Linked DNA regions of Homo sapiens: region 2 is linked to region 1. The links are chromatin loops, found by intact Hi-C in ENCODE. Cell type or tissue: IMR-90. All regions are shown on one strand.

What was found. Peaks named below come from ENCODE experiments on the same cell type or tissue, not always from the same donor. Only the 100,000 strongest peaks of a DNase experiment are listed, where the experiment ranks them.
Region 2: a loop joins it to region 1, with 2.5 times the contacts of the local background. A loop is called at or near these places in 9 of 110 quality-filtered maps.

Annotation. Positions count from the first base shown.
Region 1 is chr10:682,663-685,162 of GRCh38, reverse strand. The region is part of intron 1 of DIP2C (disco interacting protein 2 homolog C); the gene reads left to right. Among named protein-coding and RNA genes, the nearest start is that of DIP2C, 5.8 kb to the left of the region's middle. In IMR-90, a CTCF peak has its summit at 1,378; a DNase peak (open chromatin) is centred at 1,432; H3K4me3 peaks cover 1,064 bases; H3K27ac peaks cover 1,736 bases.
Region 2 is chr10:597,203-599,702 of GRCh38, reverse strand. The region is part of intron 1 of DIP2C (disco interacting protein 2 homolog C); the gene reads left to right. Among named protein-coding and RNA genes, the nearest start is that of DIP2C-AS2, 30 kb to the left of the region's middle. In IMR-90, no CTCF peak of the experiment used is centred here; a DNase peak (open chromatin) is centred at 1,082; H3K27ac peaks cover 2,159 bases.

The DNA.
Region 1 (2,500 bases):
TTTTTTTTTTTTTTTTTTTTTTTTTTTGGGGACCAAGTTTCACTCTTGTTGCCCAGGCTGGGGTGCAGTGGTGCAATCTCGGCTAATTGCAACCTTCGCCTCCTGGGTTCAAGTGATTCTCCTGCCTCAGCCTCTCAAGTAGCTGGGACTACAGGTGCCCGCCACCACACCCGGCTAATTTTTTGTATTTTTAGTAGAGATGGGGTTTCACCATGTTGGCCAGGCTGGTCTCGAACTCCTGACCTCAGGTGATCCCCCTGCCTCAGCCTCCCAAAGTGTTGGGATTACAGGCGTGAGCCACCGTGCCTGGCTGTGTGTGTTACTGTTAGCACATATGAATACGTGTCAAGTACAGAGACATGGTCTTCACACAGCCTGCACGTTGCTGTCGCCAAAGAGGGGATCCTAAAATGATGGCCCAGTGGGAGGTTTGTAGGTTTTGGGGGTGGCTTTTTCAGGACACTTGGCACAAGGTCACAGATATTTGTGGCTTTGGAATGGAGTTCTGCCCTCGGCACCCCCAGCCCTGTGCATTTCTTGGAGGTTCCACCCTGCACAGTGAGGAAGTCACACGCCTGTGTAAGAGCTGACCAGGGGACCACCTTCCAGAGCCTAAGAGAAGGTCCTGAGGACTCTGTACACATTATTTTCATTGAAAAGAAATAGTTTACTCTGAAAAAACAAACGTGGGAAAGCTGAGCTTCATTGAGCCTCACGGACAGTTTGTTGTAACTGAGAGGAGGGTAGGAGGGTCAGTGGGTTCAGGAGGGTGAGGACTTCTTGGCCAGGTAGCGTTGTTACATCTATCTGAAAGTCACAGATAACTAAGTATCAAGTCGTCACAGATATTTAAGTATCCTGAATGAGATGGCTACCTGCATGATGCATTGAAAACATCATTACTGGTTGCGTGCAAGATGCATTGAAAACATTGTGACCTGCACAGTGGCAGCACTGATATGTGTGGGCTTTTGAACGTGTGGACTGGAATGTTAAGAGTCCTTCAGAGTTATGACAATAGTTTGATTTGAATGTTCTTTTCTTGGCGAATAAATGCTATACATCAAATTTAGCCAGGAAGCTAGGAAAGCGAACCCACATGAAGGGCACAGGCCCATAGGCTGCTCCAGGTGCCGTTAGGGGCCCGAGCCACGCGCTTCCCGCTCAGCCTCCTGAGAGCCATGACGGCGTCTCTGTTCTGCCTCACACTGGACTTGCTAGTTTCATATTCTTGTTATGGTTCCGAGGCTACAAGCGGTTGGATTCTGTGAGTCACTGTCTTCCTCCTCCCAGCTGCTTTCAAATGGGTCGTCTCTTTTTTTAGAACTGATTTTTTTTAATCAGTGATTTATGGGGTGAGTTGTAGCGCTCTCCTGAACTGCAGAGGGAGCGCACTGAGGAACCTGGGTTTTGATGCTGTGCACATTGGCTGAGTCACCAGCCCAGGGCCCCGTCAGTCCCATTATTAAGCTCATTTCTTGCTCTTCTCATCGTTACTCAGACGCCTTTAAAAAAGCAAACTCCTGCTTGCCGTCACTGGCTGTTTGGCAAATGGGTGTTTACCCTGGAAAGACGGGCATTTTGTCCTCTGGAACGTCTATGGCGCCCTTTGGTGACGTGGTCGGTTTCTGACCACTCTATCTTGTGGGTGTCCTTCCTGCTTCCACCTTCCCTTCCCGAACGCCTCCACCTCCAGGGCTTTAATCTTCCTTCTGTGTGTGTGCCATGCAGGGTTTATGACTATTGTGCCAAAAACTTGCTACATCTCAAAAGAAGTAATTGCATCCATTTGTTGGTGATGATCATAAACAGTGCCCTTTAAGGGAGACTAATTGGTAAACCCGGCTGCTGTGGGTAGAAAGACAGCGGTGGCTGCGGAACGAGGGCTCCGCCTCTTCGGAGCCTGCACAACCGTCCTGCCTTCTTTCTTCAATATCCAGTAGGGGAGTTAATTTTAATAAGCCCTTGAAAGCAACAAGGCAGGAAAGTGCTAAGACATTGAGTTGTGAGATTTACAATTACAACCAGCAGCCTCTCATTTTCCCTTCGCTGGGGGTTGCTGCTTCGGTTTTGGGCTGCGGGGTATGTTGGTAGTGACATCGGCCCTTTGTGCTGCGCGACTCATGAATTGAGATAACTTTTTACTAAGTGCTTTGTGCAGTAGGTATGAAAATGGGGAAAGAAGGAACACTGTCCAGGGTAGAGAGGCGTGGAGAGATGCTGTGACTGATGGTAGGTCTTTTCTTTTGGGCTCCTGGTTTTAAATCATTTTTTGTTTCGCTAATAGCTTGGAAGATGGTTTTTGTGTCTTAATTCAAAGATTGAAGACTGTGGGCCGGACCCAAACTAATTCCATTGGCATCAGAGAGAGGGATTCTTTACATATTTATCTATAGGCACGATTGATTTTTTTTTTTTGCTGAATTATCTGGTTAGTCAAATCATATATTAGAGAAGTAATATACCATTAAAAATTAAAAAATAAAAAATGTATCTGTAA
Region 2 (2,500 bases), 85 kb after region 1:
AATGCACTGGAGCTCTGGGCTCTGTGGCCCCAGGGGGTCCTCTGTCCACTGAGGGTGCTGGGTTACCTGGAAGGTCCCTCCAGCCTCTGCGATTTTGCCCTTTTCAGGTTAACATGTCGTCATTTTCCTGAACAGCACTGCCTTTCGTTCACTGACCCACGAGTGAACAGCTGGTCAGATGACCACTGCTGCTTCCTTCGACTGGGAAGTGGTGACATGATTATACTTCCATGGAACTTGGTTTGTTCTTGGTCTAGTAAGGGTTCAGTTGTATCTTGATGTTTAATCTGCAACTCTGAATTGGTCTTTTGATTGCAAAGAGATTGCTTGCTGGATTTGTTTCTAAATATTTCATGGATAATAGGAGAAACTCACTTACCTGTGTGTTCCTGTAACGTGTTTTTGCCGGGTATTTAAATGGGTGTCTTAGTAAGCCCTTAGCCCACTTTCTGTGTGTGGTGGATTCATTCTAACCATTCTGTTGAGACCAGAGGATGTGGGGTGCTGTCTCCCTAAACTAGGGGGAAATGGCATTATTCTGCCCTCCTCCCTGGGAACGCTGGGGTTTCTGGGTCTCTAACTTGGCTCCCACGCTGGGAGAGTGGCTGTGGCTTCTGGAGCCTGTTTTGTGAGGGACTGACTCCTTCACTTACTTTATTCCACACGGTCTTCGCCGCTTTATGATGCAAGGATGAGGGAGGTGGGCCCGGGGGCCGTGCCTGTGCCTCAAAGGCTCGATGCAGAAAGTCGTTGTTGGAAGGATGTTCCTTGAGGCAGTCTTTTCTACTTTTAACAGAAAAGTAACTATTCACATGGCTCTATTCTGCTAGTGATGTTTCAAAATAATTGATGCAGAGTTACAAAGATGTCGGAGACACCCATGACCCACTCCGGGCTGGGGCCAGGCCTTCTGCTCAGATGCCTTCAGACCACATTCAGATGCCAAAGATTCTTGCTTGGTTATTCTCAAACTTAAGAGAATCTAAAACACAAGCCACGGTGTGGATTTTCTCTTGAGCTCTCATGCCTTTAATTGCTTTGTATTTGGGGAATGAATGACTTCATCAAGGGGAAAGAATTTGAGGAAGCAGCCTCTGAAGCTAGGAGGGGGTGGGGAGGGGTGGCGTGAGGAGCAGAGGGAAGAGGAGCTGTGGGGGGAGGAGCCAGGCTGGGGCCTCTCCCCATGATGCTCCCCTACCCCTGTCGCGAGGCCTCGGACTGAGACTGACTTTCCCACAGGAAATGCATGTGATGATTGCATGTCGGTTTTGTGGGCTGGCCATATGGATTGAGGGAATGTCCATGTTGTGATTCTTCATTGATTTGAAGGTTGGAAAGGTTTGTGCTCAATGCAGGGGTCTCTTGGTGCGATGGGAAATGTGATCGCAGCTGCCCTCGGGGTGGGAAGAGAGGCCCTTGGTGGCCGGTGCCGGCTTTCACCTTCCTGGGTGAGCTGCCCTTGGGGTGGGGAGGGAGGCCCTCGTGGCCCTTGGTGGTGGCCGGTGCCGGCCTTGGCCTCCCCCAGTGAGTGCTGCTCCATCCCTGGTGTCTCCGACTCTTTGCCTGGCACTTTCCTCGTGGGAGGCCGTGATCCATCAGCCTTGTCCACGCGTGTCCTGCAGACTTGTGCTGACTCTGCAGGTCCAGCGGTGGTTAGAGGAGGCCCTCCTAAACGTTTAATGATGGCGCTGCTGAGTGCATGAAGCCACGTCAGCCCCAGAGTCCAGGTAGGGAACCGTGGGGTAGAGGGAAGAGTGGACAGATGGGTGCTTTCCTTGGCCCCTGGGGGCATGGCCAGGTCCACGTTCAGACCTCCTGGTTTCTCCCGTATTTCCATAAATAGCCAGGAAAGGACTCAGGACCCCTAGGACCTCATGGGTGTAAGCTGTGTCCTCGTGTGGCCCCAGCTGTGGCCAGTGACGTTATTCTCTTTAACCTCAAGCTTATTTTGTATAAAAACATGAAGGGACAGAAGTAGTTCAGGAGCCTCTGAAGACTTACGTAATTGTTAGTAGGCCTACTTTTATGATTTCTTACGTATTAAGAGCAAATCATGAAACAAACTCATTTCTGTTTGAAGGAATCTTTACTGTTCTCATTTTTGTGGCAAGTGACATTGATTCTTTGCATAGTGACAGCGTTAGTGCACTCCTGCCCAGCCCTGCTGCCCAGCGTGTCCTCGGCACACACCTCTGTCCATTGGTCTCCATTCACCAGGTCTCCATTCACCTTTCCACCTAGAATTGTAGGGGGGCACTGGGATATTGGGGCTAGAAGGAAACTCTGAAGACCACTTCTAGGGGCAGCTTAGTCAGGGCTCTCCAGAGAGACAGAGCCAGCCCGGTGTGTGTGTGTCCAGGGGGAGGCTTGCTGCAGGGGCTACGGAGGCCAAGAAGCCCCAGGACCCACTGCCTGCAACCTGGAGGCCTGGGAGGGTGTGGCTCAAAGGCTTGAGAAGCGGAGGGTGCAGATCCCACCCAGGTCTGAGGAGCTGAGACCC